Linked DNA regions of Mus musculus: region 1 is linked to region 2. A link is a loop called in an ENCODE intact Hi-C map of the cell type or tissue named here. Cell type or tissue: left cerebral cortex. All regions are shown on one strand.

Region 1 (8,000 bases), 130 kb before region 2:
TTAAGCTGAATTTAATGAATAACCTATTCAAACCATTAGATGGAAAATACAAACTGGGGGCAGTGGCTCACATCTGTGATAGACTGGGGGAGCAGGAGTTATTACCTTGGGCTGCACAAGGCCCTATTTCAGAAAATAAAAGTTAAAAGAAGGAAGACAAAAAGAAAATATTACATTCATGAACAACTCAAGGGTTTAGACAGACTGAGGGAAAACTTGGTAGTCTGAACAAAGCTAAACTCAAACTTATTTTTTATTCGTTTAGTTATCTTTTATTAACAGATTTCTCTCTCTGGTCATAACTCACTCACCCTATTTTTAGGTATGGTCTGAATTGCAAGGACACACATCAGTTGCACAGCTGGAGCAAACAGCTGGGAAGCCTGTCTGGGGAGACATCTGCCTGAGGTGGCTGGTGAGCCAAGAATGAGGAGTGGTCACACTTTGCAGCCCAGGCACCTCCTGAGAATGACAGCCCTCCAGTCAGATCTATCCTGAGAGGAACCTAGTGCCTGCCACAGTCCCTTGCAATGTAAGTTGATGAAGTTGATTTCACAGTCCCTGATCCCTGTAGCCACACTTTGTAACTGTCTTCTCTCCTTTGGCTTGTGGTCCTTCTCTCACCAAGGCATAGACCTGTTTCTCCACCTCTTGACTCTGGGTGGGACTGTGAACTAGATCTAGCCAATCAGATGAATAATGGTGATTCTCCCTCTCTCCCTCTCTCCCTCTCTCCCTCTCTCCCTCTCTCCCTCTCTCCCTCTCTCCCTCTCTCCCTCTCTCCCTCTCTCCCTCTCTCCCTCTCTCCTGCTTTGGGCCGGGGCTGACCCATTAGGGCCTGATGCTCTAGACATTTGACCGAGCCGTTTTACTTGACCTGTCATAAGGTCAGATGTATGAGAGAGACTAGATGTCTATCTATTCCATACCTCAATGCATGCTGTTTTCTGATGCTGTGCTTCATGGATATATCTGAAATGGCATTTTCCCAGTCTGGGTATCAGTCCATCCCTTCTTCCCTGTCCCCTCTTCCTGCCCTGTCTCTAGTGCTGCTACTGATGCCTCTTCTTGTCTGTTGCTATGTTGTTGGTTTTTCCCCTCCTTGTCCCATCCGTCTGTAAGATTTCCACCCCAGGTCTTTGGGAGTCTTCTTTTCTTTATGAAGACTCTGTGTCACGCCTGACTTGTGCTAATAACATTTGTATGCCTTTCTCCTGGGCATCCATTTTATTCAAGTTAATTCTGAGCCCTAGGGGTGGGGAGAGGAAAGCTTGGCTTCCTCTACATGATCCCTTTCAGTCCCTGTGGTAAGCTCCGCGTATTCAAAAACACCCATTTCGTACCACTTCATTAATTTGTAGTCTCTGACCTCAAGGGATGCACAGTCCTGGTTGGGGGTGGGGGTGGAGGCAGACAGAACCTAAGATGTGAGCCAACCATTATCCAGAGGTGAGAGAAGAAACTCAGCTGAGTCTCAATGAGTGGCAAAGCTTACTAGAAATGACCTCTAAGTTGTTTTCAAGGACAAATGAAAGTTTGGGGGTGGGGCCGAGGCAAAGAAATTGGAAGGGGTTTCCAGGCAAAGGGTCTGAGATAAGGGGAGACATAGGTCAACGAGTGATAGACACACAGTGACATTTTCCCTCTTTTCTCTCACTCCCAGCCCTACCTGGCTTCACACCCTCACAGCCTCCTGCTTCTATGGATCCCACGTGCTCTTACATGGTCTGTCAGCAGTCTCTTCTTGTCTGGCTGCTCAGAGTAGCCCCAGCCCTGCATTACACCCCCCCTGCACTTTAACAGGATCCTGCCACAGTGCCTCTGCACCTCAGAGTCTGAGGAGTGCTTCATTATTGCACCAATGTTAGAGGGAAGGCCGGTAACCTTCCCGGCCCTGTGGCCCTTTTAATAGTAAATTTCATGAGCTGTGAATTTGCAAAAAGGCATGTTCTCTGCCCTGACACTTTGAGCTATCTTCTCATACAGCTCTTCTTGACAGCATGTCTTAGGGAGCTAATTAGGCTATGGTGTGGGGCTGGTTCTTTGACTCATTTCTACTGAGCACCTAAGAGCAGAATCTCCCCCCAGCACTCTGTAACCTAGTATAGGGTCGAAGGGTCGAAGGCTTACCATGAACAACCAGCTAAAGGTTTCAAGCCTCACTTTGCTCCTGGCTAAGAAGAAGGATGGGGGAGGGGCATCCCTGAGCTTCAGTGTTCTCATTACAAAATGAGATTGAAGGTCCATTGTTAAGGATTAGAGACCATAGGTGTGCTACATGTGACAGGTGTGCTATGGGGACAAAGCCAGAATTATACAGTAGGCACTACTTAAGAAATGACATAGAACCACCCTGATGGTGCAGAAAAGGGGTGGCATATGTGAAGGGATCAGAGCAGACTGTATTCAGACAGAGCTAGCACTGGAAAAGGCGGCTGAGCACTAAACAGAAAACTGTACACAGAGCTTTGTAGGCAAAGGAAGTTAAATACATAAACAAATTCTCATAGACAAGCTTGCATATGGCATATTTGGGAGACCAAGCACTCATCTGTCCCCCCTACACACACACACACACACACACACACACACACACACACACAAACACACCCCTACACCGCCATCCAGTTTGTGAATTTGGGGGGGAGGGTAGGGTGGGAACATTCTTTTTAAAAAAAAAAACAGAGCTCTCAAAAACATTTTTTTTTTTTTACATTGACTAGGTTGCCTTTGCTGTAAAGATGAAAATGATGGGAAATAAATTTTTCCAGAAGATCTGGTCCATATGCTGCTGCCCGCCATGGCTGGAGTCTCGGATTCAACCATTGTGTTGGCTGCCTGCTGCCCAGACTGAGTGGGGTGAACTCAGGACAGAGCCTTGCTTTGGCATGAATACCTCTGCCTTCTCTTGCTGACACATTCCCTCCACCACTCAAGAATGCACAGAGCCCTTGCCAGGTTGAGAATGCCTGACTGTGACAGCAGCGTTTGCAAAGTAAAGAGCCTATTTATGAAGATAATGGCAGTGCCCAGACCAGGCCCACCGTGGGAGAATCTTGGCTCGTAATTAGCAAGAACAGTGCATTTTAATGAGGATGCCTGGTAGGCAGTCGGCTCCTGCCTGGACTGCCAACAAATCTGGGCCAGAGGGAGTGTTGGCAGTGAGGACAAGGAGCAGGTGAGGGGAACAACATAGAAGAAAATGTGCTCATCTTTCGGAAACTTGAAAGCTTTAGGATGGTTTCATTTCCCCATTACCCTGGCTGTCGTCCCTTGGGCTGTTTCTCTGGAAGCAAACAGCTTGGAGAAGATATATCAGATCTGGTAACTAGCAATCCCAAACATTGCTGGAGTGAACAGCAAAGGCCTAGGGGCCTTGGGGTGGAGGCTCAGAAATGTGGGCATTTTATTTTTCCTGAAAGGCAATTAGGCCATTGCTATGAAGCCTGTGGAGAAACTGGAATCTCAAAGCTTTCTGAAGAGAACAGCTATGGCTTTTGAAGCTGTGAGCCCTGGTGGAGGTGATCATTATTACCAAGGTTAGCTTAAGTCAGAGCCTTTGAGCTTTGTTGCTGGAGGCTGACAGACTACCGCTGAGGGGTATGACCTAAGGAAAATGGGACTTCTCAGCCTCTCTGTTGTTTCAGAGTTCTGGCTCAGGGAGAATGGGCTTCCCATTGAACAGGGTGAATGTTCATGCATAGGTGATTATAGCAATTCCAAGATAGGTGAAGGGACTGTGATATGCCGAATCCTGGGTACCACGAGCGTCTTAGTCAGTGTTCTATTACTGTAAAGAGACACCATGACCATGGCAGCTCTTACAAAAGAAAGCATTTAATGAAGGCTGGCTAACAGTTTCAGAAGTTTAGTCCATTGTTGTCACGATGGGGAGCATGGAGGCATGCAGGTAGACATGGTGCTGCAGATGCAGTTGAAAATTTTACTTCTGGACCCACAGGAAACAGGAAGAGAGAGATGGAAAACAGGAAGAGAGAGACAGGAAACAGGAAGAGAGACACACACTAGGCCTTGCTTGAGTTTTGAAACCTCAAAAGCCAACCCTAGAAACATACTTCCTCCAACAAGGCCACACCTCCTAAACCTTCTCAAGTAGTGCCACTTCCTGATGACTAAGCGTTCAAATACATGAGCCTGTAGGAGCCATTCTTATTCAAACCACCACAGCAAGAATTCTCAGGTCAGACGGATGAAGGCTATCTTGTTATATCTGATATATAAGGGACAATCATAGAAGCCCTTAACGAAAAACGAAAGGGATACTTATAATTACAGGTATCGAGTTGGGTGGTGAACTCAATTCAGATAGACCACGGCAGTGGGTTCAGTTCAATGTTTGCAGGCAATTTGAAAAAGCAGAGGTGATCTTTAGAAGTATTAATAAAAACCACTATCAAAGTAAATTAATGAAATGTGTCAGATGCTGAAGAATGACTCAGGTGTTAAAAGCACTGGCTGCACCTTCAGAGGACCTGGGTTCAAGTCTCAGCACTCACATGGTGACTCACAACAATCTATAGCTCTGGGAAATCATCTCACATTGTCTTCTGGCCTCTGTGGGCCCGAGGCATGGACATGGTACACAGACACATATTCAGGCAGAACATCTATACATATTTAATAATTAATAGCAGCAATAATAATTTTAAAACATAGGGAATGCTAGTTATCTCCTCATGTCTATTGTGTTCAGTTTTTCATAGCAGCAGAATAACAAAAGCAATAACAAATCAGAATAAATGCATTTGTTACCTGCTGCTGCTGTGACAAACCACACAAAGTTAGTGTCTTAAATCAACACAATTTACTGCTTTATACTTTGAGAAGCTGGAAATAAACAAGGGTCTTCTGGAGGCTAGAGGAGACCCTCTGTGTTCTTGCTTTGTCTAGAGGCCACCTTCCTCTTTGGCTACTACCCTCTCCCCCATCTTCAAAACCAGTAACAAAGCATCTTCAGCCATTCTCTCACCTCTCTCCTTTATCCCTTTCTGAAGGACCCTCACACATGCATTGCCCCCCCCCCCCAGATAAAGCAGGGTAAATCCCTTCTCTTGAAATACCTAATTTAACCTCATCTGGAAAGTATCTTTGTCATGACCTTCAGGGACAAGATAATGAACATCTTTGTGGAGTCCTACTATGTCCACCATAAAAAAAAAAAAAAAGAATTTTTCAGCCTCACTTGCAGCTAGACTTGACATATGTGACTAAGCTCTGGAGGTGGATGTGAGCTCTGAAAGCTGTCAGGATAAAAATAAAACCACGGTGTCTATCCTGAAAGGAAGAATGGAAGAAGAAAGAAATAGTCCCAAAGATTAGACAGAGGTACAAACTTGCACCTGCAACCTCTACACTCTGCAGGGACACCTGCTCATTGGTTGATTGCACTGTGGAGCCAAGAACCATGTTTGTTGAAAGCATCATAGGTAGGTAGTTGTCTTAGTTTGGGCTTTATTGCTGTGAAGAGACACCATGAGCAAGGCAACTTTCATAGGGGAGAACCTTTAATTGGGCTGGCTTACAGCTTCAGAGGTTCAGTCCATTATCATTATGGCAGAAAGCATGGCAGTGTCCAGGCAGACATGGTGCTGGAGAAGGAGCTGAGTGTTCTACATCTTGATGCAAAGGCAGCCAGAAGGAAACTCTCTTCTACAGACAGCCAGGAGGAACCTCTCTTTCCATACTGGATAGAACTTGAGCATAGAGATCTCAAAGACCCCTCACTCACACAGTGACACACTTACTACGCAAAAGCCACTCCAATAACGCCACACCTCCTAATAGTGCCACTTCCATTGAGTCAACCACATTCAAACTACTGTAAAGCTTACCGGGGACCCCCTGAATTAACCATGCAGAATCGATGCAAAAAGCAAGAGGAATTTATTGTTCTAGTGCACTGGGGTTATCCCAGGCCCTAAGGAAAGGCTGCCACCCCCAGAGGCCTGTTTGGAGAGTTTTTATTTGTTTTCCAGGGGCGGAATAGAGCATCAGCATATCACAATATGATTTGGTGGAACAGTGCGCCCTTTAAACTGATTGGTCTTTAGGGAATGAGGAAGTAGGGGCTTACTCAGCCTCTCCCTTCTGGTCTCCGTGCTCTCTACCTGTCTCTTCCAGGAGCGGAGGAGTCCAGTGGAATTTTGGAAAATTCCAAAGCTCTGAGCTGACCTCTTTGCTACCACAGCAGTCTAGGGCACTTCTTTCTCCTTCCACAAGTATGCACAGAGCTTGCTAACTCAAGTGGATTCTCACTGTTCTGTGTTTCCAAGCACACCCTTGCCCTGGAGCATCTCGATAATGGCATAACTACTTCCCTTCTTAGTCCTGTTCTTAGAGGAAGCGATTGCTGTCTTGGAGAAGTGGAACCATGAGTCTTTGGAACCTGGCAGCTGAGGCCAATTCTTGGGTGTTGATCAACAACAGAAGTGTGTGCCTTTATAATTCTTGGGCCAATGCCAGCTACAAACTTAGACTTCTCTTAAACTTCTGTTCAAGGAAAGAACCAACTTCCATCTACCTCACTAAAGCTATGTAGGCAGAGTTTTAACTCATCAAAGAGCACATTCTATGCTCAGGAAATAGAATTGACAGAAACTTCCAGACTGAAAACTAACTCTCTCTCTCTCTCTCATTCTCTCTCTCTCTCTCTCTCTCTCTCTCTCTCTCTCTCTCTCTCTCTCTCTCTCTTGTTCATTGGTGTGTATTTTGTTTTCTTGTATGTCTTTGTGAAGGTGTTACATCCCCAGAGTTATAGGTAGTTGTACACTACCATGTAGGAGCTGGGAATTGAACCCAGGTCCTCTAGAAGAACAGCCAGTGCTCTTAACCACTAAGCCATCTATCTCTCCAGCCCATGACAGAAACTCTCAGACAAGAAGTGTCTAACAAAAACTCTTATATCTGTGTGTTTAAAATAAAGAAATAAGGGGTAAAGCCAAGGAAAACTGGGTAACTTTATAAGTGCTAAGTGACCATAGAGTAGCATTAATCTTTATAAAACACTTTTAGCCTGATAGTCCAGGGTCTGGATTGGTCAGGTCACAACTGAAATATTTCATTTGCTTCCCTGGACTCGGATTGGACATTAAAAAAAAAAAAAAAACGTATGTCAGGCTTTCTGTGGAAGAATGAAGGGATTTGAAACTACTTTAGACCTAGGATGGCAAAGGCACCAAGGGCATCAGAGGGCCTGTGGATACTTATGGAGAACCCACCAGGTGTAAAGCCCACTGAGAACTAAAGGAGAGAAAATCCTTGCCCTCAAAGGAAATAAGTAGCAGGAAGCATTTATATACATGTAAATTTACGTTAATTTATGTAAATGTATACAAGGTAACTCCCAGACAGCTTCCAGAGTGGCCCATTAGGAATCCATTTGTTGGGGGGAGGGTTGCAGTGGGAGGGGCTGGGGATATGGCTCAATAGGCAAAGGGCTCACTGTGCAAGCTTGAGGATCTGCACTTATCCTCAGCACCCAGACAAAGAGCCAGGCATGGCAGCGTGCACAGGCAACCCCAGTGCTAGGGCCAGGCACAGTGGGGAATTAGCAAACCAGATTAGCCGAACTGGTGAATTCTAGGTTTAGAGGGGGACCTTGTCTTGGAAAATAAGGCAGAGAATGATAGAGCAAGACACACTAGATGTTGACCTCTGACCACTTCATATGCATATGCACACACACATGCACCGGTGCATACACTAAATAAATGCACACAGAAAGGGAGAGGGAGAGAGAGGGAGAGAGAGGGAGAGAGAGGGAGAGAGAGGAGAGAGAGGGAGAGAGAGGGAGAAAGAGGGAGGGAGAGGGAGAGAGAGGGAGAGAGAGGGAGAGAGAGGAAGAGAGAGGGAGGGAGAGGGAGAGGGAGAAAAAGAAGAGACAGGGACAGACATAGAGGGTGGGGGGAAGATCTGTGTGTCTGTTTGAAGAGGGCTTCCTTTTCTTTGTCTTGAGGCTCTTGTTATATGACCCAAATTGC
Region 2 (8,000 bases):
TTTTTAAAATTTATTTCCTCTGTGTCCATTCTTCTCTATCTCTTTTTGCATCTCCTTTTGCGTTATTTAGATTTTTGTTTTTTGACAGTACTGAGCGTTGAACCCAATGCCTTGTACATTCTTGTTGGGTGCTCTACCCTTAAGCTCCCTCCTTAGCCACCAGATATATTAGACTCTGTCTTTGTGTATTTCTCTCCTCTTTTCTTTTCTTTCATTGGGTTCTCTGAGGATTAGAGCATGCATATCTAGTCTTTCATAGTCTTCACTTGTATATAAAATACAGAACATTTGTATCATATGGGTCTGTGTTCTCTCCCTGACCTTTCTGCTCTTGTTGTATCTTGTCTACATACTTAGAAAACACTCATTTATTTTTGCTTAAATTCTAATACTGATTTTAAATAATAGTAAATAAACAGTTTTGAATCCCCCCCACCCCAGGTTTGCCATTTCTCCTGTTTGTCTCTGGTTCCTGATGATCCCTGGGTAGATGACCTTAAGCATTTCCTGCAGAGCCACTGCCTGTGAGGGCCCTCTGGCCACTTGGCTCCCTTGGCTTTCCTTTGTTTGAGAACCCTCCATTTCTCCTTGATTCCCAGGCATTGTGCTTCTTCTGTTGCTGAAATCTCGGTGTGTGGTCATCTGGGTTAAAAGGACTTTGGATAAGTTTTTTTGGGGCTCTGTTTCCCCAGGTTCACGTGAACAACCTGTGGTGGCTACTTCAGTTATGTCATCTGCACACGTAGTGGCCCATTTTTATAGAAGCAAATTTGTTCACGTGTGTGTATTACATCAATTCTCTTTAGGTTCTATCAAGATCCCTCATTCAAATGCAGCTTGGGGCTTAGGTAGAGAGGTACATTCCATTTAAGGGATTTAAGGGATACATGCTCTGGGATTCCTCCCATACTTCCCCAGCCTGCAAGGGCTCATTTGCCAGTTCCTTTTGTAGAAAGAGTTTCTGTGGAAGTTTGAGCTCCCTGGCTGGAGCTGAGGCGCTCCATCAAGGCCTTCCCTTGAGGCACCTCTGTATCAGAAAACTGTGTGGGTCGCTTCTCGAGGCACCAAGTCCCCTCGTACAGCCCTCAGAGAGCTGACTTTGTTGTAGTAGAACAGCAGCTCTGGTTGCTTGGTTTTTTATTTTGCGGCATGCGGATGAAGCCTAAGACTTCAGGCATGTTAGGCAAGTGAAGAGTGCTCTCCGGCTGAGGTAGCCTATACTCTGGAGTGTGAGAACTTAGCTTTCTCCAACTCCAGGATTGTGAAAGAGAGGATGGACAAGAACCTGTTCTGAGAACTGGAAGCTGTCCTTGGGGTGGTGTGTGTTGGGGGAGGGGGAGGGCACCATTCCTACGTTTATCTCTACAGCAGCTCATCACCTCTGGCTTGTTTTCCTTAATCAGGCTCTTCCCGGACCTCATTACTATACTTGGGGTGACCATGGAGGCATCATCATGGCGATTGCCCAGGGCATGGAGACCAACGAGCTGAAGTAAGTGCTTCTGGTTACCTCCCCTCTTCCTCCTCCTTCTCTTCTTCTTAAAAGAGATCTTTTCTACCCTTCTCTCTCTACTTCTTCCTTTAAAAAAACAAAAACAAAAACAAAAACCCAAGGTCTCTCACTGTGTAGCCCATGCTGTCTTGAAACTTAACAGTGTAGCTCCAATTGGTGTAGAATTTGCCAATCCCGCCGGGCAGTGTTGGCGCGTGCCTTTAATCCCAGCACTTGGGAGGCAGAGGCAGGCAGATTTCTGAGTTCGAGGCCAGCCTGGTCTATGGAGTGAGTTCCAGGACAGCCAGGGCTACACAGAGAAACCCTGTCTCGAAAAACAAAGAAAAAACAACAAAAGAATTTGCCAATCCCCCTGCCTCAGCCTCCCAAGTACTAAGATTACAGGCATCAGTTGCTGTGCCTGGCTTATTTCTCTTCTTTGGACATCAACCTGTCCTCTCACACTGGTGTCGTCTGTGGTGACCTTTGGATGCTTCTGGAGCGCTACGTTCAGGTCAGAGAGCTGAGACCTCTGGAAATCACTTAAGCTTGTTATGTCTGTGACATAACTATTTCCTTCTGTTTTAGAGGGCATTGGGAGAAACAAACAAGTGAACTAATATTTATTTCTTTGAATAAAAACTATCATCTTTCTTTTAATTACTCGTTCAAGGTTAACATATAAAGAAACTCATTATGGTAATTTTATTTACTTTTTAGCATATATGACATTATTATTATTATTATTACTCAGCTATCCACGTCCTACTGCCCTGCCTGCTGTCCCCTTCTCCATCCTTCCTGCTTCTCTTCCTTCCCCAAGACAATTCCTCCTGCTTCCTTATCACATGTAACTAGAGAGTTTTGAACATGTCTTTGCTTTTAAAAGTGTTGTTTCCAAAGGTTTGTGCATAAGACAACTAATAGTTAAAATGACAAAAATTAACGACAGGCAAATAGTGGTTGTAGAATGCACACCACTTGCCAGGTGACTTCTGCTGTGCTAAATTTAGTCTTAGGGGTTGTCCTAGATGGAACTGGAAGAGATGCTAGGGTTAAATGCTTCATCTTACAAACGGAGAAGCTGAGGCTCAGGAAGAAGTAACCATCAGCTTGTAGAGTCATTTTTGAGAGTTAGTCTTGGATTATGTCTAAGAAAAAACAAACAAACAAACAAACAAAACCAAAGTGTTGGGAGTTTGTAGATTTTCTCCCCTCGAGGTTTGATTTTATCCAGCATAATTTCTTGGCTTCCCTTCACGAAGCTATCGAACCAGAGTTACCGATGGAAAAGACAGACTGACCCTCATCTCTGTTCGTGTTAGGCTTGAACCCTTTAGCTGGGTGATCGCGGGAGGCAGAGAGGGCTTCTGTAATCACACTGTGTGGTGGGAAGAAGCAGGCTTCCCCTACTTTTGCTCCCATTAGAACTGGCCGGGGGCAAGACGTGGGTGCTTTGAAAAGGGGATTTTAACAGCTGGTTTCCCACTTTGCTTAACTGGGCATGTACTGAGCCTTGAAGAGGTAGAGAGGCAAAGGTCTGGTCTTGGCTTTCCACTTGGCTGCTCTTGGCCTTGGGTGGCATGGGGCAGCTGCTTCCCCAGAGCCTAGAGGCAGGGGAGGTTGTGTCTGTAGATGACACCCGCATCCCTGTTCAGATTAGCTTTTGCTCAGAGGATAATATTCACAGAGCCTGCTTCCCCCGGATCTGCTGGTGTTTGCTTGTCTAGTCATTTAACTTACACCACACACACTGAGCAAGTGGTACTTATGCCAGGTACTGTGGGTCTAAAGATGAATAGGATGCTCTGGTCGCCTCCTACCCCCACGAGAGCTTCACCCTCTGGCTGTAAGGTAGGTGAGGAGGTAATTGTGGTGGTTAGTAAACTGCTATGTGAGGAAAGCATATAGGATCCGGGGCTTGGTGTCCTGGGCATAGATTTCATTCTTTGGATAGTTTTAGTTTTCAGATTTGGGAGTCGGTTCTCAATTTTCCTTGTTTAACGTCTCCACAGATTACATTAGCATTCCAAGCTGGCTCCTCTGAAGGAGCGCGTGTGATTTTAGTCCTCTTACACCATCTGTCGGTGCATATGTGCCCAGGGAACTCAGCATCATTCTTCGCTAGCTGTAGCAAAACACGGCCAGGAAAATAAACCTGCTGACGGAAAACCATAATGCCTTCCCTGGGCATTTCATAATGGCTTTGGGGGGTCTGCGGTGGACCTCGTGGGCATGGTGGTGCTCTTCTATGGGCACGGGCTATTTGGAAGTGTCTGCAACACATAGTTCAAGTAAATACAGACTGGCCTCCTTTTGACAGGTACATGTGTCCTAGGAACCAGCTCAGACTTGGCAGGGTTCCATACAGCCACCTGGCGTTTACCAAGTGTGTTGTTCTCAGAGGTGTTTGCTCCTCCTTCCGCTGTTCTAAAAGGCAGAGGAGGAGAGTGGAGGTAGTCCACAGTCTCCAAAGACAAACAGCCATTCCCTGTGCCTTGTAGACTCCAGTGAGGCCATGTGCTAGGCTTTTTGATGGTTGTGAGAAATACACCAAAGAAACAGGGCAAAGCTGGGAGAGTCCGTTTTGAGTTCACAGTGTCGCAGGATTCAGTCCCGCTTGGCTGCTCCATGGCCTTCGGGAAGCTGGGCGGCATTAGCTTGTCAGGGAGCACGTGGCTGAGCAGAGCTACTCAGCAGGGTAGGCCTGCTGACTAGGTGTAGCCTTTCAGGGCGTGCCCTCTACAACCTCTTTCCTGTAACTAAGCCCTACCCACTACTCTCCAACACCTCCCCATAATGTCACCATGGTATGAGCCTATCAGGGGATTAAAGTCAGAGCCCTCATGATATGGCCACCTCTCAGAGACGGGCTCCACCATGAGAGCACAAAGCCTTTCCAGCCATGTTGACAAAACTGGCTTCAGGCTCTGGGCCTCTGACCTCCCTGACCATAGCAACCTCTCTGTCCTTTGAGCCTCAGAATTTTGGGGGGTATCCTATTCATTTAGATTGATTGTGTTCAGACTTCATGTTTTAACTCCATTTCATTCTATGCCTGGATTCTTCAACTCATTAGCAAGGCTTTTGTAGACCCGCATTCCTGTTCTATACAAGTTAGCAGGCACTTAGCAAATATTTGATCTATCAATAAATAGGTCACGCATACTTGGGCATCTGAGATTGCTTTTTTCTTTCTTTCATTTTTTTTTAAACATCCATTTAAAAAGGGGGAAGGGATCTGGGTAGGGTGCTATTTACACAGCTCCAAGGGAGACCGCTGCTGTTGTGTTCTGTGTAAATGACAACCCCTGAGCAGTGGGGGCTTCCTGAATGTGTGCAGCCAGGCAGCCAGAGAGAAGATCTGATCCACCCTCCGTATCTTCCATACGAGGACGTAATATAATTTGTGGGAGTTAGCGCCCACACTGGAACATGAGCAGATTTCTGCTAGGAATCATTTCAGGTCAATTGCACAAACATTTGTTGAACAACTACAGTGAACCAGATGTTGTGCTAGACACCAGTGATGGAGAGGCGAGTGGGGCCTGGTTCAGGATCTGCCTGTGCCCATGGGAACGCTAGGGCGTCGGAGCCAGTTGGAGAGAGAGTGGGAGAAGGAAGGACAGGAGGTTCTGCGTATCTGAAGATGAATAGAATGTGGTCCCTCACCTTTAAGCATTTTGCTTTTTATTTGTAATGTAGGCAAAGAGAGCCAAATAGAGCAGAGTCTTTTGTTTTAATCAGAGGCCTGAGGTTGGGGTATTTGTTTCCCCCACTCCTTGGCGGTTTATTTACTATTTCATGGCATTCATTCTCTGATTAGTACAGCAGCTAAGATCCCTCTGTTTGCCTTCTCCATTGAGACTTTATCATCGGTGTTAAGTAAAACAGAGCAGGAAGGGTAAAGCTTTGCTTTGCTTTGGTTTGCCTTTGCGTCCACTTGTCTGAAGTGTGCAAACAAGAGCCCAAGGGGCTAGGGATTTGCTTTTGCATCCATTCAGCATGCTTGACCAGGAACCTGCCTGGAGGATACCAAGGGGTGGTGTTCATTCTTACGGGTACACAGCGTGCTGCAGAGAAGGGGCCTGACCAGCAAGGAAGGATCCAAGCCGGTTTGTGAGCTGGATCCCGAGGGCCGAGATCAATTTCCGTCTCTTCTTGGCAGTTCGCCTGTCAGTGTGATGAAATGTTGATAGTTACTAACACTTTGGACTTGCCCCAAAGCATCATTTCTGTGAGGAGATCTCCAATTTCACAGGGCTTCCCTCTGGGAATCCCTCAAACTCCTTCAGAGGCCACACACCGCAGCATAGCTGTAGTTATCTTTTCTAGGCGCAGCCTCGTGGTTCCAGAGTATAGGAAACTGCAGTGGATCCTTCCATAGCTTCTACACTCGTGGCTACAGCATCACAGTGAGGCAGCTGCAGAGAGCCATCCCCAACCCAGTCTCACCCTGGGTGGCTTCCTCTGCTCCTGGAGGCAGAAGCAACAGATGTCCTTATCACCTTTTAACTGTTACAGAGACAGTGCAGGGTTTTTTCTTTTTCTTTCCTCCTCCTCCTCCTCCTCCTCCTTCTTTTTTTAAGAGAAACTCAGTGTGGGTTGTTTAATTTCCTGCAGCAAATGTTGATTATTCTGCTTTCAGGTGGTAGAAGAGGTGTGAGGTGCTGGGACAGGGAAATGGGTGGAGATTTTATTATGGATGAGCTGCAGTGTAGAAGACACTCATGGATCTGGTCTTGTAAATACAGCAGAGTAGGGTGTGAGGTCTAGTACAGGGCCTAGTCTGAGCTGGTCTAAGGCAGTGCCAACTGCAGGGTTGGGAAAGGCTTTTCAAAGGAGGTGAAACATGAGGTGAAATTAAAAAGTTGATGTACAGTGCCAGGGTTAGAAAGAGCTCATGGGGCTAGAGAGATGACTCTGTACAGTGCCAGGGTTAGGAAGAGCTCATGGGGCTAGAGAGATGACTCAGTACTTCAGAGAGCTTTTTGTGCTTCCGGAAGACCTGAGTTTAGTTAACAGCATTGCCACCAGGCGCTCACCACTGCCTGTAACCGCAGCTCCAGGGTATCCGATGCCTTCTTCTAGCTTTGGCTGGAGATATGGGGTTGGGGGGGTTGGAGGATAGAGGGGTGGGTGGAGGAGTGGTACCCTTGCATGCTTGGCATACACTCTCACATACACCTACAAAAAGAGACAGAGCTTGAGCTAAGGTGGCAGTGTGACTCTGTGGTCCCTGAGGCCTTCACACATGAATAAAATATGAATGGAATTGAGAGAAGCAGTGGTGAGAAATGAGGCTTGAGGTGGCATTAGACAAGCACCATGGGCCTTTTCCTGACTCTCACTGGAGAGATTTGGTTGTTGTTGTTTTGTTGTTGTTTGTGTTTAAATAAAGTTATTTTTTGTTCTTTGACAATTTCATATATGTGTGTCATGAAGTTTGGCCATTCTTACCACCCTTACACTCACACTCCACCTCCCATTCACATTAAGCTCTTCTTCAACAGATAGTTCTCCTATTGATAGCTAGTTTGCTTGCTTGCTTGCTTGCTTGCTTGCTTGCTTGCTTGCTTTTTTTCTTTCTTTCTTTCTTTCTTTCTTTCTTTCTTTCTTTCTTTCTTTCTTTCTTTCTTTCTTTCTTTCTTTCTTTCTTTCTTTCTTTCTTTCTTTCTTTCTTCCTTCCTTCCTTCCTTCCTTCCTTCCTTCCTTCCTTCCTTTCTTTCCTTTTTTTTTTTTCCTGAGTTCAATTAAGGTTGATATATGACCACGGTTGTGGGACTATTTCTTGCAGCATGGGCAACTTACTAGTGGTGCTATCACTGAAGACAAAATCAACACTCCCTTCTTCAAGCTACCAATTAGCTGCCAATAGCTATTTTCAGAGGGGCGGGGTCCCTCTAGTCCCACCCTCACTTGTGATTGAGACATTGACTGGCCCAGTCTTATGAATGTAACCACAGCAGCTGGGAGTTCATAAGAGAAATGGCCGTGTATATCCAGAAGATAGCATTGCACAGCAGTCACCGCCACCTCTAGCTCCTACCCTCTGTCACTCACTTCTTTGCTATTGTTCCCTGGGCCTTAGAGCAGTGATGTAGATCTTGGGGAGTTGGACACTCTCAGCACTTGGCAACTTGTTAGTCATTGTATTGATTGTTGCAAAGAGAAGTTTTCTGGCCAAGGCTGAGAGCAGCTCTCACTTATGGATATAGACATCGATATTTATAAAGCACGGTGACATCATGGCCATTTAGCAAGACAGCAGCAGGCTTCCCCCTATGGCCTTTGGTATTTGAGCAGGTTTGCCGTAGCAGGCAGGAATCACCTCCCGAGGTCAGGGCCTCAAATCTAATCAGAGAGCAATTGGTTACCTTCATAATAGTCCTGCCATTATTGCACCAGTGGGCGCTTCCTGCCCTGCAGGTTGGAACTGTAGCTTGAAGGGTTCATGGTTGGGTAAGACTGAAACTTTGCTTTTGAGGTCTTTAAGTAGAGGGATGAC

The links. Peaks named below come from ENCODE experiments on the same cell type or tissue, not always from the same donor. Only the 100,000 strongest peaks of a DNase experiment are listed, where the experiment ranks them.
Region 1: a loop joins it to region 2, with 8 times the contacts of the local background. A loop is called at or near these places in 2 of 42 quality-filtered maps.

What each region holds. Positions count from the first base shown.
Region 1 is chr9:42,178,658-42,186,657 of GRCm38, reverse strand. It overlaps 4930546K05Rik (RIKEN cDNA 4930546K05 gene), which reads left to right. Exons shown (of 7, transcript NR_040754.1): 6 at 323-532; 7 at 2,724-4,420. Among named protein-coding and RNA genes, the nearest start is that of Gm36390, 9.2 kb to the left of the region's middle. In left cerebral cortex, no CTCF peak of the experiment used is centred here; DNase peaks (open chromatin) are centred at 2,422, 3,020, 5,314, 6,443 and 1 more place; H3K27ac peaks cover 2,027 bases.
Region 2 is chr9:42,050,763-42,058,762 of GRCm38, reverse strand. It overlaps Sorl1 (sortilin-related receptor, LDLR class A repeats-containing), which reads left to right. Exons shown (of 48, transcript NM_011436.4): 12 at 1,404-1,492. Among named protein-coding and RNA genes, the nearest start is that of Gm16214, 32 kb to the right of the region's middle. In left cerebral cortex, a CTCF peak has its summit at 3,593; DNase peaks (open chromatin) are centred at 3,562, 3,823, 4,954, 5,759 and 1 more place; H3K27ac peaks cover 2,226 bases.